5 separate regions of the Homo sapiens genome follow, and regions 1, 2, 3 and 4 are each linked to region 5. Evidence: chromatin contacts called from ENCODE Hi-C or POLR2A ChIA-PET data. All regions are on one chromosome and are shown on one strand. The core of a region is the stretch at or near the end of the contact, and the rest is flanking DNA. Distances in the headings are between cores, read along the strand shown.

The links. Hi-C counts contacts between places; a loop is a spot of excess contacts on that map. ChIA-PET counts read pairs that join two places held with the same protein, here RNA polymerase II (POLR2A). Pooled maps may share reads with other maps.
Region 1: a map of OCI-LY7 shows a loop between it and region 5 (16-fold over the local background). The contact joins the promoter of WDR1 here to the promoter of CPEB2 in region 5. A Hi-C loop is called at or near these places in 7 of 168 maps with a recorded cell type or tissue (CD4-positive, alpha-beta T cell, CD4-positive, alpha-beta memory T cell, OCI-LY7 and 3 more), 17 of 37 single-sample maps with no recorded cell type and 26 of 50 pooled maps. POLR2A ChIA-PET finds 5 or more read pairs at or near these places in 1 of 52 experiments (OCI-LY7).
Region 2: a pooled map shows a loop between it and region 5 (10-fold over the local background). The contact joins the enhancer-like site here to the promoter of CPEB2 in region 5. A Hi-C loop is called at or near these places in 1 of 168 maps with a recorded cell type or tissue (ascending aorta) and 14 of 50 pooled maps.
Region 3: a map of CD8-positive, alpha-beta T cell shows a loop between it and region 5 (21-fold over the local background). The contact joins the enhancer-like site here to the promoter of CPEB2 in region 5. A Hi-C loop is called at or near these places in 2 of 168 maps with a recorded cell type or tissue (CD8-positive, alpha-beta T cell and naive thymus-derived CD4-positive, alpha-beta T cell), 1 of 37 single-sample maps with no recorded cell type and 9 of 50 pooled maps. POLR2A ChIA-PET finds 5 or more read pairs at or near these places in 1 of 52 experiments (naive thymus-derived CD8-positive, alpha-beta T cell).
Region 4: a map of CD8-positive, alpha-beta T cell shows a loop between it and region 5 (8-fold over the local background). The contact joins the promoter of ZNF518B here to the promoter of CPEB2 in region 5. A Hi-C loop is called at or near these places in 4 of 168 maps with a recorded cell type or tissue (CD4-positive, alpha-beta T cell, CD4-positive, alpha-beta memory T cell, CD8-positive, alpha-beta T cell and 1 more), 2 of 37 single-sample maps with no recorded cell type and 13 of 50 pooled maps.

Annotation. Positions count from the first base shown.
Region 1 is chr4:10,115,362-10,118,061 of GRCh38, forward strand. It overlaps WDR1 (WD repeat domain 1), which reads right to left and starts at 1,438. Exons shown (of 15, transcript NM_017491.5): 1 at 1,290-1,438; 2 at 752-873. The coding sequence starts at 1,305. LOC124900666 (a long non-coding RNA gene) reads left to right here and starts at 1,728. Exons shown (of 2, transcript XR_007058030.1): 1 at 1,728-2,700. It also overlaps the pseudogene RNA5SP155. RefSeq lists enhancers at 295-1,099, 750-899, 2,670-2,700 and silencers at 980-1,129, 1,210-1,619, 1,630-1,749.
Region 2 is chr4:10,095,154-10,097,853 of GRCh38, forward strand. WDR1 (WD repeat domain 1) reads right to left here. Exons shown (of 15, transcript NM_017491.5): 5 at 2,558-2,700. Among named protein-coding and RNA genes, the nearest start is that of MIR3138, 18 kb to the left of the region's middle. RefSeq lists enhancers at 475-1,674, 1,079-1,568. Within about 2 kb of position 1,343, at least 33 of the 41 ENCODE cell types and tissues checked have a DNase peak (open chromatin) inside an H3K27ac peak, as active enhancers do; they include ascending aorta, where a contact is called at or near this core.
Region 3 is chr4:11,470,501-11,473,200 of GRCh38, forward strand. No RefSeq gene overlaps it. Among named protein-coding and RNA genes, the nearest start is that of HS3ST1, 43 kb to the left of the region's middle. Within about 2 kb of position 1,316, at least 12 of the 41 ENCODE cell types and tissues checked have a DNase peak (open chromatin) inside an H3K27ac peak, as active enhancers do; they include CD8-positive, alpha-beta T cell, where a contact is called at or near this core.
Region 4 is chr4:10,456,058-10,458,757 of GRCh38, forward strand. ZNF518B (zinc finger protein 518B) reads right to left here and starts at 1,369. Exons shown (of 3, transcript NM_053042.3): 1 at 1,260-1,369. RefSeq lists enhancers at 435-494, 477-1,292, 555-714 and a silencer at 845-1,484.
Region 5 is chr4:15,001,067-15,003,766 of GRCh38, forward strand. CPEB2 (cytoplasmic polyadenylation element binding protein 2) reads left to right here and starts at 1,415. Exons shown (of 12, transcript NM_001177382.2): 1 at 1,415-2,700. The coding sequence starts at 1,608. It overlaps CPEB2-DT (CPEB2 divergent transcript), which reads right to left and starts at 979. Exons shown (of 8, transcript NR_038857.1): 1 at 872-979; 2 at 560-659; 3 at 95-163. RefSeq lists an enhancer at 404-453 and silencers at 694-1,553, 2,054-2,363, 2,414-2,563, 2,664-2,700.

The DNA of each region.
Region 1 (2,700 bases), core at 188-2,687, 4.9 Mb before region 5:
TTTCAGCCTGGGTACCGGAGGCTTGCAGAGAATGATTCATGGGAAAACACTGCTTCCTGTTTTTGCTTTGGGGCTTAGATCCATGGTGGCAGATCTGGCTGGCCCAGAGGCCCGGGTGTTTTTCCGGGCTCTGCCATACTGGAAGACCAGGGTATTAACAGCGAGTTAGCTGAGTGCCATTCCATTCAGCAAGGGCTCAAAGTGCACCAGGCACCGCTGGGCTTGAGGGACGCCAGCAGCTCATTCATTCCATCTGCCCAGCCAGCAGGCGAAGCGAGAGTGGTCATCATCTCATCATCTGTTTTACAGACGAGAAAACTGGGGCTCAGAGATGCCCAAATCGCCAATCTTCTCAAGGTCACGCAGCGGCCGACCGGGTCAGTCTGATCCCTCAAATCCGGAGCCCTTGCTTTTAAGGAATGAACTAATCTAATCTCCCATCCACGTACTAACCAGGCCTGACCGTGCTTAGCTTCCAAGATCAGAGGCGATCCGGCGCTTTCAGGGTGCTATGACCGTAGACAGAAACGAACTAAGACTCAGTTTCCTCATCAAGAAGGAGCAGACAAGGACCTGGGTGAATCTGAGGCCGGCTTCCGGGGCTCCGAGGTGTGGCTCCCGGTAGAGGGGGCGTGGCGCCCTCACCCTCCCCGGGCCAATGGGCAGGAGGTGAGAAGTGGAGAGGAAGGCGAATTATCCCATCCCAAGGTGGCTCCGGAGCAGAACCGCGCCCGGGGTAGGGGGTACTCACGTCGATGTTCCTTAGGATGACGCACTTTCCATTGGTGTACAGAAAATTGTTGCCCTTAGGGTCGCCGCCGATGATCTTGGAGACGCCCCTCTCCACCTGCGGGAGGCTGGCGAACACCTTCTCTGCGGAGACACAAATGCGGCGGGGCATGTCAGGGCAGGGCGGGGACGGCGGGGACAGAAGGGAGAAGGAGCCCCGGACCGGTCTCGGCCGGTCACCTGTTGACTGCGCCGGGAGGGCGGCCTCCACTTTCCACGAGCGCCAGGAACCGCGCGACTTCCTGGTCCGCGCCCCGGGCCAGGCCCTTGGGGGCAGCGGGGCTCCTCCGGCTCGGCCCACGGCGCCAACTTGGGGGCGCACCCCCCGTCGGGGGTCCCGCCCTGCACCACCGAGGGCGGCCCCGCCACGCCTCCGGCCGGCGCCCGCACCCCTCCCCCGCGCCGAGGACTCCCCCGCCACCCGCACGGCGCCTAGGGGCCGGGGACCGGGGCCGGGGCAGCGCGGCGGCCGCTCGGGGGCCCCGCGCCGCGGCACTTACTGATCTCGTACGGCATCCTCGCCCACTTGTTACCGCGCCGCGCTCGCCGAGAGCCTCCGGGGCCGGCCCGCGCTGCGAATTACACCTCGCCGAGGCCGAGCCCGGGGACTGGAGCCGGAAGGCGGCACCGGGCGTGCCGGGAGTGGAGTGGGCGGTCCGAGGCCGGGGCTCAGAGGCCAGCTCGCGCCTGCCCTGCGCGCTGTGGTTGCGGACGCCCCGAACCCGGAAGCGCGGTCCCGCGCGCGGCTCGCCCCCAGCTTTGACCATATATAGTCAAGCGCTCGGCTCGGCGGCTGCGGTCCCGGCGAGCCTGCGCGGACCTGGCGCTCCCCTCCCCCGCCGGCCCCGGCCCCGCCTCCGCCTTGCTCGCCCCGCCCCGGAAGTGACGTATAGCACGCCCCGCGGGCCCTTGAAAAGGCGGCGCAGACAAGCAGCCGCGTCAGAATGCTTCTGGGAGTCGGGGGGTGGGTGCCTTTCTGTTGCTAGCTTGTAGGAGAAGCTGGGCTGTAGGAAGTTTATTTGCGGGGGGGTCTTAAAGACGCTGAAAGTACTGGCGGGCTTTGGTGGGGGTCTGGAAAAACCTCTCTGTACCTGTGACCGCGTTGCGTGGCGGGCGCTCCCCGGCCTCTCCTTTTTGACCGGTCCCGGGCGTTGCCCAGCCGCCAGTCCTCCTGCTCGGGTTTTGTAAGCAGGAGAGGGATGCTTTTTACGTCTTCTTAAAGTACGGTTAAGTGCCCTTGCTTGAAGTAGTTGCTGGCAACAAGAACGTAGGGGTTACTCTTTGTTGGGCCTGAACTCGTGCTTTTTCTCTCAAAAGTTGAGCTTTTGAAAGGCAAAAAAGGCGTGGGGGATGGGGGAGCTGTCGGTCTTAAGGAAGTTAAAGGTTATTTCCTAAACAAAACAAGTCTCACTCCTAAAACCAGGGTAGTGGCTCAGTTGTGGCGGGAGAGCAGGGGCTGTAAAGTGTCCAAGTTTCTAGTCTCATCTTTCAGTAGGATGGGTACAAGCTTTCCCCTTGGGGCTCTGGGGGCTGGGAGGGTTGTAAAAGTGGGAGAAAGCAAAGTATTTGGCGGGGTGCGGGCGGGTAGCTGAATGTTGTTGTAAGTGGAAGAGGAATGCTGTTGGCGTCTTTCTCTAAGCACGGTTAAGTGCTTTTTCTTGAAGTAGTTACTGGCAACAAGAACGTAAGGGTTACTCTTTGTTAGGCCTGAACTCGTGCTTTTTCTCAAAAGTTTAGCTTTTGAAAGGCAAAAGTGGGGGTGGGGGCGCTGCTGCTTTTAAGGAAGTTAAAGGTTATTTCCTAAGAAAGCAAAACAAGCCCCACTTGTAAAACCCGGGTAGTGGCTCAGCTGGAGAGCAGGCGCTGTGAAGTGTACAAGTTTCTAGTCTCATCTTTCAGTAGAATGGGTAC
Region 2 (2,700 bases), core at 93-2,592, 4.9 Mb before region 5:
GCGGCAGGCAAGGCCACCAAGGCCTGAGCGCTGGTGCGGAGGCAAAGGCAGCCCAGACTCAGCCGTCATGTGCTGCAGAATGAAAGATCTGGGGAAAAAAGACCACTGCTATGTGGATTTCACAGCAAGTGGAACTTAATTCCCTCTAAAATAAAAAATGCCCACATATGGTTTTAAAATCTTTTACTATAACAGGCTCAATTAATTCCTGAGAACTTCCACATCCCAGGCTTTCCGACCACATCAGAAGAGCCCACATACGGGAGGAAGCCCAGCGATGCTCAGCCCACCATGTCCTCAAAGCTGACTGTGGCTGGGCCTCATGTTAGCACTCACACCTCCTCTCACTTCCCCCAGCCTGCACGCGCTCCCTTTGTCTTGGGGTTGGTCATGGAGAGCACGACCGCAGCTTTCCTCTGGGGTCCGGAGGGCTTAAGTGCAGATACACACCAAAGTGTATCTGCAACTCAGAAGGTATTTGGGGGCAGGTGTGGGGTCCCTGAGCACCCTTCCTGTCCTTCCTATGCGTGGGCAGTTGAGTCCGCACATGTCTCCTGAGCATGTGGATGGTCACTGCTGCCTCTCACACCCTCCCTGTGGCTGAGGGTGCAGCACGCAAGGGTCACTGTCACCCTGTTTCCGGGAGGGCCCAGAGGCATGACTCACCCGAGGGGGGCACAGCCACCTAGCTCTGTGCCAGGCCACAGCCCTTTCTATTTCTCCCAGGTCCTCAGGCAGGGCCCATGGTTGTGGGTTCCACAAAAGACTTCAAGACACATGGTGGTACCCACCCTGGAGCTGGGCTAGCTGGGCAGACATTTGTACCCAACACTCCTGGGCCAGGGCAGTGGGGTGAAGTCCTTTCTGAAGTTAGAAAGGACAACTAAAGAGAAAGAATGTTCTGGACAAGTCCCCAAGCAAGCACACAGGGGCACAGCAGCCTGGTGAAGAAGACAGGCTCCAGCCCACCCCTGGAACAAACTGGTGCCCCTGACCCTGCTGAGCACCCTGTGCTGGGTTTAATGCACAGCTGCAGAGTGGAAATGATCCCTCCCAGGGCAGGCCAAGGAGCCCCCACCCACAGCCGGCTTCTAGCTACCACAGAAGTCTCTGAGCTGCTTCCTCCTGCCCTGGGCTGAGATGGGGTGTGCAGCTGACTCAGCATTACTCACCCTGCTCTGCAGTGCCTCCACCCTAGCGAAGAAACATGGCCTGAAGCCACAGCCTTCAATACAGCTCCCAAAATAGCCAGGTCTCCACTACCTACCCATTAGGTGGTAGCCACAAGAGCAGAGTCTGAGAGCTGCCGCGTGTTCAGCTGCATACAGGGAGCCTCCCTATGCTTTCACCTGCCCAGCCAGGCCCAGCTCAGCCTGCGGTTCCGTGACAAAATGAAGCCTGTTTCACTACGAACGGGGCATCCTTGGAAAGCCCCCTCCTGTACCCTAAGCCAAGAACAGTCTCTGGAAATTCTGCTCACTTTGTGGGTCCCGTCCTCGCCCTTTCCAGCTGCACTGCGCAGGCTATTTATGATTCATGGCATGATGTCACTAAAATGGACAGTGCTCCTCACTGAGCCACTTTAAGGACATGATCTCATTAATCCTCCATGAGGCAGACAGTGAAACCACTGACGGTTCCAAGAGGAGTCCCGAGAACTTGGTCCAATCTGCAAACACAACCTCCTCCAAGGACATCAACAGTCCCTAAAATGTGCATTTCCGGGTCCATTGTTCTTGTCCATCCTCAGCGCAAGCACAAGCGGGATGGGGAAAGCCAGGGCAGAGCCGTGGGGTTGTGCTGAGACTGGCTGCTGGGCTCCTCCCCTCACTCCTACAAAGCTGGGGCAGGAAAATGGGCATCACAGATGCTCCAGACCTGCCAGGTGGCTCTCCTACTTCAAATTCATAGTCAAAACCCTCAGATGCTGCTGGCCCCGGCACACCCCCGTCTTGCAGAAGGGAGAAGTGAGGAGGCTTGGCAAGGCCTGGGTGCCTAAGGCGGGGCGCATGCACGGCATGGGCCTCTGAGATGCTGCCAGCTACACCCAAAGCCTGCCGCATTTCTGGCACATTTCTTCCACAAAGTATCTTTCAGTCTTCTAACCGTTTGTCACTTTGCAGGCGCATCACTGCCCTCACTGTCTCTAGGAGAGACCAATCTGGATGTCCCGCAAGCTCCCTTCCTCTGCCACTTTGGTGGCTCAGCTAACAGCAGGCCCTGCAGGCTCCCCTCTCTAATGAGCACCTCCAGCCCCAGATGCTTGCCTGGTTACACGGTCAGGGACATTCCTGCCCCAATCCCCGACAGGCACACATCATCCTAGGGCAGGGCCCTTCCTTGTGGGAACCATCCATGCCCAGCTGAGGGCCTGGGGAGGACGAGTGCTGGGTGGGGGAGCCCTCCCTCTCTCTGCACACCCCTGGGAGCCCACTTCTGTGTATCATGGCATACGTGGCATGTGCTGTGGTCTCTGCCATCAGCATCTAAACAGGCTCAGCCTCTGCTAGCCTCATGTACAAACCACAAATTTCACCCAAAAAGTAAGTTCACTTACGCCAATTGTGAACTTGAACTTGAATGGGGGTCCCTCAAAGAATGCCGCGCAGTTATCATCGCTTCCCGTGGCCAGCCGGTATGGCCGGCTCTGCTTGATGTCCACGCTGTTGATGACTTTGTTGTGTCCTGTAATCTCGCCCA
Region 3 (2,700 bases), core at 66-2,565, 3.5 Mb before region 5:
AAAAGCACTGAGTAAAACCAAGAGCCTCATGTTTTGTTGCTATGCTGATTTTAATCTTTGAAGGTAAAGGGCCCTTGTATCTGACCTGCAAAGCACTTGGGCTGCTGGCTTTGCAAGGCATTGGCAAGAATAATACCTAAGGTACAGCTTCAAGAAGGTGGCTTTGTTTTCTCCTCTGAGAATAAGGGACTGAAAAAGTGATGAGTAACTCGGAAAAAAATAAAAGAGAACAAGAGAGAACAAAGTAGCTTTTCTTGATAAAGCATTTCCTCTAACCTGAAAGCTAGACACGGAAGCCAGGGAGTGCAGGAATTGCCCTGGCTGTGGCTAGTCACCATGCCGCCACCCCCAAATTCTTCTCACCACCAGATCAGCCAGGGAACGGCTTGCTGAAACCTGCTGGCTCTTTCTTGTGACCTGGAAGGATGACAGAGAGGCTGACATCCTGGAAGACCTCATTGCCCTGGGTTCCTTAGGAATCACAGAAGGGAACTCATTCACTCATTCATTCATTCAAGAATAGTATAGACTCTGCACAGTAGAGAAAACATGTATATCATTTTTCCAGATTCAACAGCTAGTGAATTTCCTGTATGCCAAGTCTTTAGAACTCAGGGATGAATGAAATTTCACAGGCTATTCTGTCTCTGAAAATCAAGTAAGGCAACACTCACATCCCCTCTGGGAAGCCAACCTTAGCCTCGTAGTCTGGATAAAATTTCACTATTATGTGCTACCTCAGCAGTTATGTACTGTAGCATCAGTCACATCCACTTCAGTGTAAGTTCTGGGAGGACAGGACATGTGTCTCTAGTAGCAGAAGAGATTGGCATGACAACAACCTCCAGTAGGTGTTCTACTAATTAAGTTTAGAAGAATTTAACTGTGGAGCCCGAGGCACGGGGATCACTTGAGGTCAGGAGTTCAAGACCAGCCTGGCCAACATGGTGAAACCCCATCTCTACCAAAAATACAAAAATTAGCCAGGCGGGTGGCACACACCTATAGTCCCAGCTATGTGGGAGGCTGAGGCAGGAGAATTGCTTGAATCCAGAAGGTGGAAGTTGCAGTGAGCCGAGATCGCGCCACTGCACTCCAGCCTGGGTGACAGAGTGAGACTCTATCTCAAAAAAAAAAAAAAAAAAAGAATTAACTATATTTAACTTTGCTTACCACACCACACTATGTACCCAATTACTTGTCTGTCTTCCCTCTCTACTCTCCCTATGGGCTGTGAGCCCCTACGAGCCCCTAAAGGCTGGAACCTTACCTCTTCCTGTCTGGCATCACATGCACTGTCTCATTCTATTGTGCGGAGACGTGAGCCAGGTCTGAATTCAAATCTATGACCCTGCCACTTCCTGTGGGGTGCATATCCTGTTTCAGTTTCCTCATATCTCAAAATGAAAATGAAAACACAATTTCCACACCTACAGCTACGAAAAAGCTTAGAAAGAATGCCAGTGATCTGCCTAGGACAATCCATAGCAAAGCATGGGCACACAGTAATTGCTAGCTATTAATAGAAACTTCAATTTGTTTAAACTCCTAAAGCTCATTGAATTGCTGGAAAAAAACAGCCTCTAGAGAACTTCTGTATATGCTTTTTTTCAGATTCGCCATGTTTTAACATTTTGCCACATTTGCTTTTTTATCCTCTATTTTTTCCTATTCTCTCTTTCAAATATTGTTAAATATAGTAATGCACACATACATACATACACAAACATGTATGTGTGTGAATTATGCATTCTAAAATTATTGTTTTCTATACCATTTGAAAGTAGATTAGCTACATCCTGTTCTTTTATTTTTTAATATTTCAATGTGTATTCTCTAAGAATATTCTTTTAAATAATTTAACCACAATGGTATTTCATTTAGGAAATTTAATGTTATAATATTTTCATCTAATCTACATTTTAATATGCCATATTTGTCATTGTCCCAATAATAATAATGTGCAAGTGCTCTTCCCTTCAAAACAGGATCTGGTCCATTTAGCAATTGTGTCTGTTGAATTCCCTTTAATTCAGAACTTTCTTCAGTCTTTCCCACTTTCACGACACTGACATTTTTAATGAACACAGGCCCCTTGTAGCATATTCTTTAATGTGGGTTTGTCTGATGCTTTTTTATGATCAGATTCAGGTTATGCATCCCAGCGGGGATACTCATAAGTGATGGCATTCCCTCTCCATGCACACATCCAGAGGCATGTGACATCCATCTGTTCCTTATTGCTAATGTTAATTTTGATCACACTGTCAAAGTGACATCTCTTTATACTAATACTGTGTAGTTACTACTTTTCCCCTTTTTGACTAATATGCAATCGGTGGAGAGACCTTTTGAGACTATAGGAGTATTCCATTTCTCAAAATTCCTCTGACACTTGGTACCCATGGATGATTCTTGCCCAACCAACCCTTACTAGGATGGTTAGAGCACAGTGAGTTCACAAATCTACCACCTCCACTTTTGTCATAGGTTTTCTACCGTAAGAAGGAACTATCTCTAAAGAGGCAAGACAGTGTGTCTGAGGACATTTTTCCTGTTACTGCAAAGAAATAGGAACTTTGTATCCTGGTAAGAGGTTGCGCTGGAGACAGGGGTGTGTATGTTAAGCCTACAAGAGCCCCGAGAAAGGCTGGGAACAAATCAGACCCTAAAACAAGGGAAGTGAGAGACCTTGAGCAT
Region 4 (2,700 bases), core at 119-2,618, 4.5 Mb before region 5:
GCTTCTAGAGACCCAGGTTTGTCTTAATTCTTGGTGATTTCAAGTCTAAACTTAAGATGGTTTAAAGAGTCTAACACAACATTAGAGTTTAGCTACGTAGATTTGTACTTTTAAATAGGACATAATGCTCTGTAGTTTTTTTTTTTAATGTTACGTTGATAAATCGTTCATTATTACAATTTTTAAAGTCAGAGGTATTGTAACGGGATACATTAACTACCCAACTTATAAAGACTTAAGTGTTTTCTCCCGTTCGCTCTTTTGGCTTTTCCTTTCTGGTTAAGAAACTTTCATTCTTTTGAACCCTGCAATTTCTTGGCTTTACAGAGCCCCAAACCCCAAAGACACCAAGATAAGACGGGCAGGCCGGTATGGGGAGGTCCCACAATGACATCAGCATTTGGAACAATTCAAACCTTCACCATCTCTTCTCAACCTCCTATGTCCTCGCCCCCCGTAAAAGATGCGCAGGACCTCGATGGACGAGCCCACCCCTGACCCTCTCAAGGAAAGACAATGCCAGGCTGGTTTTCGAGTTTATTGTCGGCACGCTCCCCCGATGGCAGGCAGCATCCGAGGCGAGCGCGCCTGAGCCTGGGCGCTCGGAGGACGAGGCCAGGTGCATCGGGCGCATCGTCGTCTCCCAGGCGCGTCCCGCTCGCCGCGAGGGAAGGCCGGGGTTCTTCCAACCGAAGAAAACCAAAACCGTCAACGCTCAGCTCCGAGGCCCGCAGGAGGCTTTAAAAATGGCCTCCTGACGACACTTCCTGCTCGGCGCGGACGGTAGGAGCCCTCGGAGGAGGCATCCTTCATAACGCTGGGGGCGGGGAGCGCAGGCCGGGCCAGCGGCGCCACACGAACGGCCCCGCGGGACGCTGCCACCCCCGCCTCGGTCGCCCCGGCGCGTCGGCCGAGTCCGCGGGGTCGCGGCGCACAAAGGCGAGCTGGGGGCGCCGGGCCGGACCCCGACCCTAGGCCAGGCCCGCGTACCTGCTCAACGCGCGCCAAGCCGCGGCCCGGGCCCCCACCCCAGCCGGTGCCCCACGCCCACCAGCCGGAGCCCGCGTTCGGCCTACCCGGTGCCACTTGCCACGACGCCAGCCCTCAGCGCGGGCACGCGGGGCCGCGGCCGCTCGACCCGCCCCGGCCTGGCCCCGTCAGGCCCCCGCCCCGCGCGCCCCCACGACCCGGCCGCAGCTGGCGCTTCGGTCACGTACACGCGGATCCGGGGGCCCTCGCCCTCCCGCTCAGCTACTTACCCGGCAGGCCGGATTCGGGTGCCAGGTCCCGGCGAAGGGGCGTCTACACCGCCGGCCGCAGACCGCCGGCGCCGCGCCCGCTGTAGGTCCCTACCCGGGGGGCGGAGCCCGCGCCAGCCCCGCGCGTGCGCAATGTGAAGCGGCGGCGCGGCTCCAGCGAGGCCGGCGCCTGAGGTCTCTAAGGCTGCGCCCGCCCCCGCCGGGCTTCTAAGCTGTCCAGAGCGGGGAGCCTCAGACCCAGCCGAGCCCCACTTCTGGGCTTAGAGCTTGACCCAACACGTTCGCACCGTAGCGAGCGAGGTCCACATTTAGCCATGCCGCAGGCAAAAGAAGGATTCGGCTTCGGTCCTGGCCCAGTCTGCCATCCCGGGGCGCCTGCCTTGTACCGGGTCCCGCGGAGGGCGGCCTTGGCGCCTGCCTCCCTGGAGCCTGCAGTCCTGCAGTGGGTGAGTGAAAGCGAGAGAAGAGGAGCTCAGGTCCTCAGCCTCCAAACTCGTCTTCTTGGAGAGCTTCAGTGAAGGAGATGGCCTTGAAGTCCTGGGTACAAATCCTGACTCTCCCTACTCCTTTACATCTTAGCTGCTGGACCTTGGCGAGAAAGTCCCCTGACCTCTCTCAGTGTCTTCATTTCTGAAGACGGGGAAGGTCGTATGTGAGGCGCAAAGCCTCCTCTAGCAGTTGGGCGTTGCGAGGGTCAGAGGGGACAATGACTGTGGGAGTCTGGAGAGGGTGTGAGCTCATTTAATGCCAGAGTTTCTTTCCTGCCTCCTGGACTTCGGTGCTATTTTGGGCGAGCCAACTGCCCTCTAGATACACCTGCATCTACGGTCCGGAAGGAAGACATATTTAGAATAGAGCCTCTAAGAGGAAAGAAGAAGACCATATTGCCAGGTCCCGCACAATCAGTGACTCCCCACAAAGTGAAACAGCTCTCCAGCAGGGGCAGGTTGAGGCATGGGAGCAGCGTCACTGGGAAGTACAGTTTCTTCGGGATGAACAGCTAAAGTTTATTTCAAAGCTCTGGAGGCGGGGGCGGGGCAAGGCTGGTTTCCATCACCTTCCTGTTGGCGGCCAAAGGTCGGCGTGCACGGACAGCGGCCAGTATGCTGCACGGAGGAGATGTGGGCCTGGGCAGTACTGCCACACGGAGAAGCGGAGTTGAAGAAGACAGGCTCAGCCACAAGTCCAGCAGCTGGGCAAAACCTCCACCACTAAAGTATCAGGAGCTGGGCAGAGAAAATAGCAGCCCAGAGAGCAAATCCTTCTTCCTGCCCTAGGCTGCAGTGCTCCTAACCTCGGTCCTGATCAGGGAGCTGCTAGGGTCCTGGTTTTCTATCTCCTAGGGCTCAGAAAAGCTAAGGAACCTCTTCTCAGAAAAACACATTTATGTGCAGATAGCACCTATCAGAGAGAATATGCCAGAGAGTTCAAAGTCTCCCTC
Region 5 (2,700 bases), core at 165-2,664:
TTTGAGTCTATATTCTAGGATTCATTTAATAGTTTCATTTCTCTAAGCATCAAGCAAAACAGTTAAAATTACAAAACAGAAACATAAAGTTCACCTCATCATGTAGTATGGATCACTCTGTTATTCTTTATCTAGACCTTCAAATACTTTATGTAAAATGTTTCTATACAAAAGGAAACACAGGATTAGTTCCTCCTCTAATGCTTCTAAAGAGCTCTACCATGGAAAGCTCTCTCCCTTCCATTTTGCAAGTCTCAACAAGTCTGCTGCTGAGTCAGAACCTCCTTTTTTCCCTGATGTAAGAACTATTTCTCCCTTGAAAATTCATAAAGCTTAGGAATAAATTAGAGTCTCCCTGGGGGGAAGGGGCGGGGACGCCGGAATGAATGTGGTGGGGAGGAGTCCCACGCTGCAGCCCTGATGGCACACGAAAGGCTTTTATGAAGCGGAGCTGGCCCGGGGTTACTATGGGAGCTCGCCGTGGAACCCGTTCCACGCATCCGAGTGTGTAAATAACCACGCGGAGCGTGTTTGTTCCAGGGACTTTGTTCCTTCTTACCCAAGTGAAAATGCCTGGAATATAGCCGAGGCTTCATGTTTACCCTACAGAAACACCCTCGGCGGCTCTACGACGTCGGTGACAGCACTCCTACCAGCGCCTAAAAACAGAAACAAGCTTAGAGGGCGCTACCTAGGGCTACAAGGAGGCCCTAGATCGGGGACTCGGGGTCTAGAGGTGCGCGGCGAGGCGCTCAGCGGACTTCAAGCCGGCAGAGCCCAGACGCTAGTTCACCACAGGACCCCCGGGCTGGGCCGGGCTCCCGCGTTGCGCTGGGGGCCCCTCGGGCGCCTATTTCTACGCGGGTCGCACAGTGCAGGCGCCGGTCGGGGTCCCGGGCCTCAGTTTCCCCCGCGGGCCAGCCCCGCTCTGGGAAGCCCGAGTGGTGCAGCAGGGCTTCTCCCCACCCAGGGCGGAACCGAGGTGACAGGAAGGAGGAGGCACCGCGAGGGGCGGAGACGCGTGCGACCCAGGCAGACTCTGCGCGGATCCCGCGCCAAGGAGGGGCCGTTGCCCAGGAACCGTCCCTCCCTCCCGCGCGTGCTTGCCCTCGTGCGCGCGCCCGCCCAATGCTCCCGACCACTGTTTGCCAGCCGACCCCCACCCCAACCGGCCTGTCCATTTCCCCGGGAGCGGAGAGACCCAACGGGACACGCCGCTCGCTCCCGCCCTCCCGGGAGCGCGAGCGCGCCCTCGGCTGCGTCTGCATAGTAATGAGGGGCGGGGAGGGGCGACGGGGACGCGGTGGCCTCGCGCCCGCGCGTGCCGGGACGCACCGCGGGGGGCGGCGCGATTGTGAGGTGGCGCTGACGCACGTTCCGGGGTTCTTAAGCGGCCAGGGCGGCTACGGCGACTGCGACGGCGGCGGCGGCGGCGATCGCCGCGAGGGGTGGTGGGGCCGAAGTCGGTGCCCCCTGGCTCAGTCACGGTGTCCCTCTCTCACTGACTCCCCCTCCTTCCACCACGGCCGCGCAACCCCAGCGCCGGCGGCTTCCTAGGTGGGGCAGGGGACGAGGAGCGTCTCCTCCCGCTGCCGGCGGCCTGATAAATGAGGGATTTCGGGTTTGGGGTGCTGCAGACCGCCCCGCTCCGAAGTAGCAGTCCTGGGCCCCTGTTCTGCGGCGAGGCGTATGGTCCTTACGCCGTGGGGTCCGTCAACCCGCTGCCCTCCGCCACGCCCTTCGGCCCACTGTCGCCACCACCGTTGCCTGTCACCGGCTTCTTAGAGGCCGCCTCCCCCTTCTCCGTCCCCCTCGGCGGCGGCGCGGGCAGCCCGGCCGCCGCCGCTTCCTCTTCCTCCCCGTTCCTGGCGCATCAGCAGACCATGCAGGATGAGCTGCTTCTGGGGCTGACACAGCAGCCGGCGCGGCCGCTTTCGGGGGCGGCGGCCACGGAGAAACTCCCCGACCACCACCCCGGCGGCGGCACGATCGCGGGTGTGACCCACCTCCTCCCCTCCCAGGACTTCAAACCGAGTCTGCACCACCCCTCCTCCTCCTCCGCCTCCTCCTGCTGCTGCTGCCGCACCTCCTCCCCGCAGGACTTCAGTAAGCGGCAGCAGCAGCAGCTGAGCAGCCAGAAGAGGAAAGAGTTCAGCCCTCCCCACCTTCCCCACCCTCCGGACTCGAAGCCGCCGCCGCCGCCTCCGCCGCTCCACTGCCCCGGTCGGTTCAGCCCGCCGCCGCCGCCAGCCGGCCCGCTCCTCCAGCCGGCGCAGCTCGCTCAGCGCCAGCAGCAACAGCCGCCGCAGCAGTTCAGCCTCCTGCATCAGCAGCACCTCTCGCCGCAGGACTTCGCCCCGCGGCAGCGTCCGGCAGACCTGCCCCCGCTCCCGCAGCTCCCTCCCTCGCCGCCTGCAGCCCCGCGGCGCCGCCACGGAGGCGCGGGCAGCCCTCGCAAGACCCCAGCCGCGGGCGAGGGCAGCGCCGCCGAGTCCCCCAATGCGGGCTTGGCCTCCTCGACGCCGGTGAACCCCGCGCCGGGCTCCATGGAGTCCCCCAACCACCCTCTGCTCAACAGTCCCAGTAACCTCCTGCCCGGAGGTGCGCTTGGCGCGGGCGCCTTCAGCAGCCTGCAGAGCCCGGACCTTCCACACCCGGGCGGCGGCGGCGGCGGCGGGGGCGGGGGGCCCCCAGGAGGCG